Regions from separate parts of the Homo sapiens genome. Here region 1 is linked to region 2. Evidence: read pairs that join two places in POLR2A ChIA-PET (ENCODE). Cell type or tissue: PC-3. All regions are shown on one strand. Links, peaks and the distances in the headings refer to the core of each region. The heading gives the core; the rest is flanking DNA.

Evidence for each region. ChIA-PET counts read pairs that join two places held together with the same protein. Peaks named below come from ENCODE experiments on the same cell type or tissue, not always from the same donor. Only the 100,000 strongest peaks of a DNase experiment are listed, where the experiment ranks them.
Region 1: POLR2A ChIA-PET joins it to region 2 with 5 read pairs; 1 of 35 experiments calls an interaction of 5 or more read pairs at or near these places.

Annotation. Positions count from the first base shown.
Region 1 is chr1:232,413,630-232,419,002 of GRCh38, forward strand. It overlaps SIPA1L2 (signal induced proliferation associated 1 like 2), which reads right to left. Exons shown (of 23, transcript NM_020808.5): 19 at 1,865-1,996. Among named protein-coding and RNA genes, the nearest start is that of SIPA1L2, 210 kb to the right of the region's middle. In PC-3, for the core only: no CTCF peak of the experiment used is centred there; a DNase peak (open chromatin) is centred at 2,042; H3K4me3 peaks cover 467 bases.
Region 2 is chr1:232,724,343-232,729,715 of GRCh38, forward strand. It overlaps LINC01744 (long intergenic non-protein coding RNA 1744), which reads right to left. Exons shown (of 4, transcript NR_110683.1): 4 at 2,912-4,347. Among named protein-coding and RNA genes, the nearest start is that of LINC01745, 9.0 kb to the left of the region's middle. In PC-3, for the core only: a CTCF peak has its summit at 1,319; a DNase peak (open chromatin) is centred at 2,239; H3K4me3 peaks cover 664 bases; H3K27ac peaks cover 1,548 bases.

The DNA of each region.
Region 1 (5,373 bases), core at 73-5,072, 310 kb before region 2:
CCTACTTACTCCTTGTTACTAGCGCTTCTCCTTTGGTTATCTTGATATGTATTTTTGACAAATACAGATAAAATAATAAAAGAGGCAGCCTTCTCTTAAGAAACTCATCTCTTAAGAGACAGGCATGAGAATGAAGCAGAATTCAGTGCGTTCAGTACTCTGCAGATAGTTACACAGTGAGGCCACACAGAGATCTTATCTCTGGTCTAATCTCTCCTGGGGCAGAAAGATCTGGTCAGAGTGAGAGACTGTAGTGTGTAAAGAACACCCCAGGGAAAGAGAAAATGGTGTTACCTCCCCTCTGGGTTGCTCTGGACAGAGGTAAAGACAGCGTCCCTGTGCTCTGGTGCTGGGTCATGCCCAAGAAAGTGCTAGAAGCATGGGGAGCCCAGGAAACAACTAGACCACCAGCCTGGGGCTTCTAAAATATGCAACTAACTTCTGGTAGCATCAGAGAATGAGGGTCTCCCCACAAGGCAGACAGGCAGACAGGGCTCTTCTGAAATTTCTACAAGGACTGAGTGGTTTGTAAAGAAAGCAGTCTCGTTCCTTCCATTTAGGGAGCAGTGAGCGCACATTCATGTTGCAGAAGCTTCCTCCTAGCAAGCTGCCTTTCACCTACTTCCCCTGTGTCCACTTGAGAGTGGATTCCAACTCCTGTTCCCAGAGGCTCAGGACCAGAGGCACTGATACCAGCTGGGTAGAGCGAAGCCACCATCGGGCCTCCCTAACGCATTACGCTAGTCACAGATGAGGGGCAGTGAACCCTCAACCTTCCGCATTTTGACTTCAAATGCACCTCCCCTCCTGGGAAAAGAATTTGATTTTGTTTCCTGAGGCCTGGTGTCACAGGTGATGGGGCTGTGCTAGCAGAGACTGAGAAGGGAAAAGAAATGGGGAGTGAGAAAGAGAAGGAAGGGCCCTGAGGCCTGAGAAGGCAGCAGTGGACTCGGGCGCCTCCAGGATGCTGTGACTCAGTTACACCATGAGAGTCTCACAGAGCGCAGGGCATTAAACAGCCCCTACTAAAATGATCCTGCCTCCTTTGTCAGTCCTAGCTGCCAGGTTCCCCAGTGCCAGAGCCTGCCATCGTAAAAACTCACTGAAGAATGCAGCGGCAAAGGGCAAAACGTCATAAGTCACGATCCCGAGGGCCCCAGGTTTACACAGTATCACCGTGAGGTCCTGAGGCTGCACGTGAAGCAAGCATCTTCCTTGTTTTGTCTACCTTTATCTGCGAGCTGGACAAAGGTGTTCCTGAAGGGGTAGCCTCAACCAAAAATGACAGAAGACAGTGTGGCAGCTGGATGGCTCTTAGAGATTGGCTAGCCCACCTACCCTCACTGACCCACATTTTAAGAGGAAGAAGCCGAGGCCTCAACAGCCAAAGACACTTGCATGGGTCAAGCCAATCACGCTGGAGTCTGTGTTTACGCCAGGTGAACAGACTTCTCGGCCTGTGCTTGTCCGGCGAAGCCCAGCAGCTCCCGCCTCCTAAATGTGTCCCCCACATTATACCTCAGTATGCTATGAGGAAAGACGCAAGGTGCTCTCCATACAATCACCTCTACTTTTCAGATAGGAAACAGAGGTCCCACCCAGGTCACAAATGGTGCCAGAGCTAGAATTCGGGTTTTCAGATTTCTTGCCTAGTGCTCCTTTTACTAAATGACATGATCTCCCTCAGGAAATGTCCTCACAGCCCAAGCCAGCCCCTGCTTGTTTTCATCATCCAACAAGGCAAAACATTCAAAACTTTGACCAGACGATGGGAGACAGACGGGCTCCCCTAAGATGCCGCACAGGCCCTGCAGGAAAGCACTCCCAGGGTAAGGGGTGAGGCCAGAGGCTGGTGAGTCTTTACCTTCAAATGCCCGTGCAGCATCCACGAGGTGGGTCCAATCTAACCCTGTGGCTGTGTCCGGGAGGGGCATCAGGCCAGGATCTGCGCACTTGGACTTATCTGATAAGGACCCATCGGAGAACCAGAACTCATCTAAACAGAAACAAAACCAGAGAGTCAGTCATCAGTCACAGCACGGGCACCAGCCCAGAGTGAGTCAGAACATGGGCACCACTGCCCCTCCCAGAGTCAGTCAGTCAGAACACGGGCACCACTGCCCCCTCCCAGAGTCAGTCAGAACACGGGCACCACTGTCCCTCCCAGAGTCAGTCAGTCAGAACACGGGCACCACTGTCCCTCCCAGAGTCAGTCAGAACACGGGCACCACTGTCCCTCCCAGAGTCAGTCAGAACACGGGCACCACTGTCCCTCCCAGAGTCAGTCAGTCAGAACACGGGCACCACTGCCCCTCCCAGAGTCAGTCAGTCAGAACACGGGCACCACTGTCCCTCCCAGAGTCAGTCAGAACACGGGCACCACTGTCCCTCCCAGAGTCAGTCAGTCAGAACACGGGCACCACTGTCCCTCCCAGAGTCAGTCAGTCAGAACACGGGCACCACTGTCCCTCCCAGAGTCAGTCAGAACACGGGCACCACTGTCCCTCCCAGAGTCAGTCAGGAGTCAGTCAGTCGGAGCACAGCACAGGCAATGCTATCCCCTCCCAGTGAGTCAGTCAGCACAGGAACCACCATCCCCTCCCAAAGTGGCCAAGATAATTTTTCCTGCTCTTAATGGAAAAAGAAAACATGAGGCTGCAGTTGCCCAAAAGGGATCTAGCTGGAAAAATGGAGGTTTGTAAAAAGCAGGCGAGTCTGCACTAGTGAGAGGTTGGCCAGCATGTAAGGGCAGGGATGGCAGGAAGATTAGAATCAAGCCTCTGTACACTATTGTAATTTCGCGGTTTTCTTCCAGGGGGCTTCTTTTGAGTACATCCAGGTCTGACTATTGCAAGACAAATCCTCATTTTCTTCAGGGGAGACCTTCCTCTTTTTAAAAGTGTTGCAGGGTTTACGTTGCTGTAAGAAGTATTGGAACAATCTCCATCCTGATTCATAAAGCTTACTGAGGAACACTTCTAAGCTGAGCACCACAAACTTGAGATGCCTCAAATACCAATTGATTATAAAAATGTAGTAAGACCAACTTTGCTTTTATCAATACATGAGATTGAGGATGCTATTTGATATACAAAGCACACACATAGTGGTTGGATTACCTTTCTGACTTAGTAAGGTAGTTTTATCAATGGCTAAAGCAGAAACCACTCACCCACCCTGTATTCAATGTTGGGTGGTTTTCCTTTGGCTATGAATGGACCTTTTCCATTTCTTTTTCTCCTTAAACTCTCATCAAGGTACTTAAGTGTTTATGTCATTAATAATACTCGTTGTTAAGAACTTATTACGCATCTGAGGACAAGTTCTAAAAAGGCTTCAACTGGACTTTAATGTGCCTTTTCTGAACCTGCCCAGAACACTGCATGCAGCTGCTTGTGAACACATCTGACTAATTAGACCAATCAAAATAATGACCACCTGGCTGTTTGAGCCTGCAATTATGTTAAGTAAGGGGGCATAATTAACCAAATGCACCTGTAATTTTTATTCCCACATCCTTTTGGGTAGCTGTGAAATGCTGGCATCTGGACTAAGACAGCTAGTAAATTTGGCCTTGAAGGAGACCGACAGACTTTTTTGAGACTCTGGACAAATGCAGCTCTTACCAGATCTCTAACAGTTACAGCTACGCCAATTTTCCATGCTACCTACCACCTTTAGAAGTTGGGGTAATATTCCACCTAATTATTCCCTGCCTCTATTTTGAAGGGAACCCAGTAATGGATATATTGTCCACATTGTTTCCACCCTCCCTTCTCCACATGCTCTTCTTTGAAACAACACTGGTTCTTCCTTATTCTACTTGTTCTGTGTGTGATGTGCTTGTCCTTGCCAAGAGGTTAACCAGCAGAGGAGGGAAGCAGCAACGCAGGAGTGGGAGGTGGGAAGGAGGGCACGCAGCACTCACTGTTTCCCAGGAGCATCCTTGCTCCCTACTGGGCAAAGACTGGGCTGAACTGGCTGTCGGGTCCTGTCTCAGTTGCTTAGGAAGAAAGGGTTCCAGAAAGGTAAAGAAAGACCCTCAAGCAGAAAGGTAAAGAAACCCAGGAATCTTCCTTCACTTAAAAAACACTTCCTTCTCTCTCTGCAACTCATATGCTGCTTTGCTCAAGGCAAGTTTTCTGCACCGAGTGTAAAGAAATTAAATATGGAGGCAGCAATTACTTTTGTCACTGATTTCCACATGGCTGGGCTCTTCGGGAAACGGTGCAAGAGCGGCATAGCTCTGTGAGGGCCGCGGAGGTCAGGCAGGCTGGAATCTGGGCCCACTGCAGCACTGTCCTCCCTCCTTCCCTCACTGGAGGGGAAGCATCAGGGAGCGGAATGGAATTCTATTCAGATACACGGCCATTTCTACAGAAAGTACATTCTGTTCATCATGTTTTACTAAGAAATGCCAACTCGTGAATTTTCCTTGTGTTTATAAAGAAACAATCCTTCATTCCAGCTTCTGGCATTCTTGAAGGCTAAAATCAAGCCTAACACACATTCTATGTGCTACTTTTCCCCCTAAGACCACTATACAACAAGATCCTTACTTGGCGATAACAGGAGACAGGAAAAGAGAAAAATAACACAGTAGACAAGAGGGGTAAAATGCAATGAGAACAGAGGGGATGGCGGCCAGTGCCCTGATTCACAAGCTGGGATGTGAGATTAATGTCCCTTGCTTCCCCTTCCCCTGGTCCCTCCTGCAGCTGTGTGCATCTTTCCCCAGTACTCAATAGAGTGGTTTCCTGACAGTCTTGAGTGAAATAAGCTCTGACAATTCCTAAGCACCTCTAAAGTTCCTGATACGTGGCCATTCATAATTTTGCCAAGGCACAAACATGAATCTTTGTGGCCCACAGTGCGTGAGTGGGCCCGGCTGCCCACGGAGCAGGCCAGCCAACCAGCTCTGAAGGTCTCTGCCTGCTACCCCCTACGCAATGCATGCAGAGACCCCACACAATGTGGCACTAATGGCTCTCGGATCTGAGATGGTTTCGGGGTGTATATTTCACAACCAAAGGCAAGCCCAGACAACCCCTCACCACTTTTAATTTGTATGGCTGGCCAAGCAGGGAGCAGAAGCAAAGGACATTTGTTGGTGACATTTTTTCTTTATTACAAAATATTGTCCCCCCTCCTCCAGTGGTGAATGGGACTTCTATTTGATACTGCAGAACTGGCAAAGAAGGTTAGCACAGATGAGATGTCTCCTTTTCTCATGAGTTTACCTGAAGCACTGTCCACTCAGCAGTCTACCACAATGTATTTGATAAGTGACTACTGCCTGCCACGTGATGGGGGCACAACAGTGGGTAGGGCAGACAAGGCCCTGCTCTCATGAAGCTTTACATCAAAGAAAAG
Region 2 (5,373 bases), core at 197-5,196:
TGAATCTATAATCTCTCAAATAGATAATAAAAATTATTTTCTAGGTTGATGGAACAAAGAAAGGAGAGTTCATTTCTATCATCATCCAATAGAGTTAGAATAGAGTTATAATAAATAATAAAAAGTGATGAAGTTAATACTTTGAAATTATGAAATATATCCTTAGACAAACTTTGGAACAAAAAGGCAATCAAAACTGAAACCTAGCATAACTAACCCTCAGAAGACAATGTAGAAACTTAAATGCTTTTATAAAAAGAGAAAGATTAAAATTAATGAAAATTAGTCCTGGCGCGTTGGCTCATGCCTGTATTCTCAGTACTTTGAGAGGCCGAGGCAGGTGGATCACTTGAGGTCAGGAGTTTGTGACCAGCCTGGCCAACATGGCGAAACCCCGTCTCTACTAAAAATACAAAAATTAGTCGGGCAATGGTGGCATACGCCTGTAATCCCAGCTACTTGGGAGGCTGTGGCAGGAGAATCGCTTGAACCTGAGAGGTGGAGGTTGCAGTGAGCAGAGATCACGCCACTGCACTCCAGCCTGGGAGATAGAGACTCCTCTGCCTTAAAAAAAAAAAAAAAAAAAAAAAAAAAAAAGTAATGGGCCAGGCACGGTGGCTCACTCCTTGTAACCTCAGAACTTTGAGGCCGAGGTGGGCGGATCACGAGGTCAGGAATTCGAGACCATCCTGGCTAACACGGTGAAACCCCATCTCTACTAAAAATACAAAAAATTAGCTTGGTGTGGTGGCGGGCACCTGCAGTCCCAGACCCAACTACTCGGGAGGCTGAGGCAGGAGAATGGCACGAACCCGGGAGGCAGAGCTTGCAGTGAGCCGAGATCGCGCCACTGCACTCCAGCCTGGGCGACAGAGCGAGACGCCATCTCAATAAAAAAAAAAAAAGGAAGGGAAAGGGAGGGGAGGGGAGGGGAGGGGAGGGGAGGGGGGGAGGGGAGGGGGGGAGGGGGGGAGGGGAGGGGGGAGGGGGGGAGGGGAGGGGAGGGGGGAGGGGAGGGGAGGGGGGGAGGGGGGGAGGGGGGGAGGGGAGGGGAGGGGGGGAGGGGGGGAGGGGAGGGGAGGGGAGGGGAGGGGGGAGGGGAGGGGAGGGGAGGGAGCCTTGTCAAAGTGCAGGTTAACTACCTCTGCAGTACACCTAGTGGCCACTCGAGTTGCCTTATTCCGCCCCATATCACCCCTGTATTGCCCCACACAGAGTGCAATGCCTAGTATGCAGTAGATGCTCAAAGTTGCTCTCCTCAATGTGTGTACGAAACAAGATTTAAACAAACTTTTGGTTTTGTCTTGGGAAAGAACGAATCAAAACTTCTATTATCTGGGGAGAATGCTTTAAAAATTCTCTATTTTCTCTCCCTCACTGAGAACACAGTGATTCCACACACAGTTGTGAGGCCTCTTGGTGTGCTTCCCCTCCTAACCTGCTAAGAGGGAGACTTGGGGCTGTCACTTAGCTTTCAGACTTGTAGGGAAGAATGTGATCCCAGATTAGCAGAGCATGTAAGCCATGTTCTCTCCCACCCAAATGCTCAATTGGTCTTGTCTTTCACTATCTCCAGTTCCTAAGATGAGTCGTCAGTACTGGGGTGGGGTTGGGTGGAGAGGCAAGTACCTAGGGTAGGGGCTTGGAGATAGAGCTCCCCAGGCACTTCAGAAAGAGGTTCGTTCAAAGTGACATAGGGTTCTACATGGGAGCATTCCAAGAAAAGGGACGCTGAGGACAGATGTCACTTCATGTCTTGCTGCACCTGTGAGCCCATGCCATCCTCTTGTAATTTGCAGGTGTGTGTTTTATAACTGCTCCCTGGGCAGTTCTAAATGACAAAGCATTCGTGCTGGCAGCACCCTCTACTTCTCACTTACTCCTCCAGGCCTCTGGCGAACACAGGGCTCAGAGGAACTACCTTCTTCAAGAATCACGGACGTGGCTGGTTTTCTCAGGAAGGGGTCTCGGCTGAGCATTAAAATAAAACGGTGCTTGGTTTTTGTACAGGAAACCTTTTCTTCCTTCAGTTTCAACAACCCCAGGCATTACCTACTGTAGCTGATGCTTTTGCTCTTACCATATCCTGCTACCTTTCCTGTCTCCAAAGCCCTAAATAGATTCCTCAAGGAATGTCTTCCTAAATTCCCTCAGGCAAGAGGAGGAAGGGCTGTCTTTATTATGTCTTTACTCTAAAGTCTTTAGCATAAAAAAGCAGCTCTGGATTCATTTCATTAATAAAACAGAGTGAACAAAAGTCCTCCTGCATCAGTTTTACTCATGAGATCAAATTGTGTGATAACCACTCACCCATACCACAGAAACCACACAAAACTGGACCTGCCTAAGGAAGTTAAACTTAGAATCCCGTTTCCCCTTGGGGCTGAGTTTCCATTTTCTCATTTATTAAATAACTTGTAAACTATTTTTTAAATTAACTAGCTCTTGGTCCAGGAGCTGTGGCTCACGCCTGTAATCCCAACACTTTGGGAGGCCGAGGCGGGCAGATTACCTGAGGTCAGGAGTTCGAGGCCAGCCTGCCCAACATGGTGAAACCCAGTTTGTACTAAAAATACAAAAATGAGCTGGGTGTTGTGGCACATGCCAGTAATCCCAGCTACTCTGGAGGCTGAGGCAAGAGAATCACTTGAACCCGGAAGGCGGAGTGAGCTGAGATCACGCCACTGCACCCCAACCTGGGCGACAGAGCAAGACTCCATCTCAAAAAAATAATTAATTAATTAACTAGCTCTCTAAACGTTCAATAAAACTTATCCTGAGCCGCATGTTGTGCCTGTGTGGTCTCACCCAAGGGAAGGTGAGCACATTCATATTGGCTGGTGAAAATCCAGGCAATATGTCTGTATGGTTCTTAAAGAACTGAGAAACAGCAAGAATACGCACAATATTTGTAAATAACTTGAGCCTTTATAAAATGATCCTTTTTTGGAAAATACACAGAAAAAGTTGTGCGCAGGTTTACCTAGAATGTCAATTGGAATGAAGACTGTGATGGCTTAGCCATCACAGGTCATTCTTATAGAAGCAGCATTGTCTGTGAAAGGCTTTCAGGATTCATCCTTAGAAAGGGTTTATTTTCCTCTCACTTTCTCCACTGGTGTAAGATTACAGCTTTCCAGCGTCTCTTGGTGAGAAGGAAATACAACTTGATTCCTCTGTCTGATAAAGTAGGCTTGGGGCTTTTTTGTTTTTTTGAGATGGAGTTTCGCTCTTGTTGCCCAGGCTAGAGTGCAATGGCACGATCTCGGCTCACTGCAACCTCTACCTCCCGGATTCTAGCAATTCTTCTGCCTCAGCCTCCTGGCTAATTTTGTATTTTTAGTAGAGACAGAGTTTCTCCATGTTGGTCAAGCTGGTCTCAAACTCCTGACCTCAGGTGATCCGTCCACCTTGGCTTCCCAAAGTGCCGGGATTAGGAATACAGGCGCAAGCCACTGCGCCTGGCCAGCTTGGGGCTCTTAATGGCTCCCTCCTTGCTTGTAGGCAGGGCTGCAGCATCTGCCTTCCCTTCTTCCGCACTGCACCCTTCTTCCCTCGGACTTGAACTTTGCATCTTGGTTCACTCCTGGGTGTTCACCACTGTCCTTCTGATTGCTATGTCCAGCAGCAGCACATGACCATCCAAAGGAAGCCACTGTCCCTTTAGAGTCATGCTGGAGTTTGTCAGCAACATTTACTAGGTACCCCCTGCCTCTTTGCCATGAGGTCTTGGCAGGTACATCACTTATGACAAATTGTTTTCAGATTAAGAGAGGTCTTATTGGGAGCAAGGGAATTTAATTAAAGTCAAAGCCCAAATTCTGGCCAAATGAGTGTCCTCTGTATGTATGGCTGATGCCTAGGTTCTCTGTAAATACATCAATACCAGGGAGCTCACCTGTCCTCTTCCTTCCTTCCTGCTAATGGGGACCCTAAGATGTTTAGTGAGAAAAAAGGGTAACTTTGTTTCTTTCCAAACTACCTTCACTTGGACACATCCATGATGAATACCCTCTCTCAATCATCTCTGAGCTCCAGGTAGAGCTCCCTATGAATGGACATTCCTGTGACCTCTTCCAGATCTGGGATATTCCAGAAGATGATGTATGGAAGAAGCTGTTTTTCCGCAGAATGCTCATTTGACTTCCAATATTTGTTAAACTGCATCTTATATGACTTCTGAATCCAAAGAGTCATGGTGAGGAATCCACCAACCCCAGATGGGTCCACGACTAGCAGGGATTCTTCAAACTCCTTAAAGTTGTCTGAACTTTTCTGTATGTGATTTTTATTCTCCAGAGGCGAGAATCCACAGTGCTCATGGTGTATTCAAAGAGGTCTGCAACACTGAAAAGATTGAAAACAGATGTTTACTTGGACTACTTTTCTCATTCTGGTATCCCATGAGACTCTGATGACGTTTGCAGCTTTGACTCCAAACCCAAACCTAAAAAATATTTATCTGAGAGTGTCAGAGTAAAATTTCTGGGTAAAATCTCTGCCTGCTGAAGAAGGCACTTGTACTTCTAAAGAGGGCATGGCACGCCCCTACCTTAATATGATTAATGATTTCCAGCAATATTTGAGGCTTCCTGGGCAGTACCACAAATCATTTCCTACTTTTCACAATAATTACCTTGATAAGAGGCTTCCTTAAGAAAGACCAAAAAAATTTATCTGGTCCCTGGACACTATCCTAAGATCTTAGTCAATTCTGTCCCAATCCTGGGCTTCCCCTGGGTCAGCCCTGTCTTCAAAGCTCAGAGTCATACTTACAGGATGGCAGAAGAATCACTTCATCCTAGGAAAGCTTCCTCAGAAAGCTGAGAAGGTGTCCCATGTTTGCGGAACGACAGAACTCACTAGAGGAGCATTGTATTTGCTAGTGTGGCTGGGACTTGGAGGGCCACAGCCTAAGATGGTCAATATGGTGGGTCTTATCAGTTCCGGGGGCTTCTAACTTCAGTTGCCTCTCTCTCTATGATCCCACCCAGTCTTTTAATACTTCCTGCTCTGATCAACATTAGGGGCTATCACCTTTCCACCTTGTGCAAATGCCTGATGATGTTTCTTTCCCCCGCCCATCCCTCCACCTTTTTTGAGATGGAGTCTCACTCTATTGTCCAAGCTGGAGTCCAATAGCACGATCTCTGCTCACTGCAACAGGGTTCCAGTAATTCTCCTACCTCAGTCTCCCGAGTAGCTGGGATTACGGGCATGGGCCACTACTCCTGGCTAATTGTATTTTTAGTAGAGTTGGCATTTGGCCATGTTGGCCAGGCTGGTTTCAAACTCCTGACCTCAGGTGATTCACCCACCTCAGGCTCCCAAAGTGCGGGGATTACAGGTGTGTGCCACCGTGCCCGGCCTAAA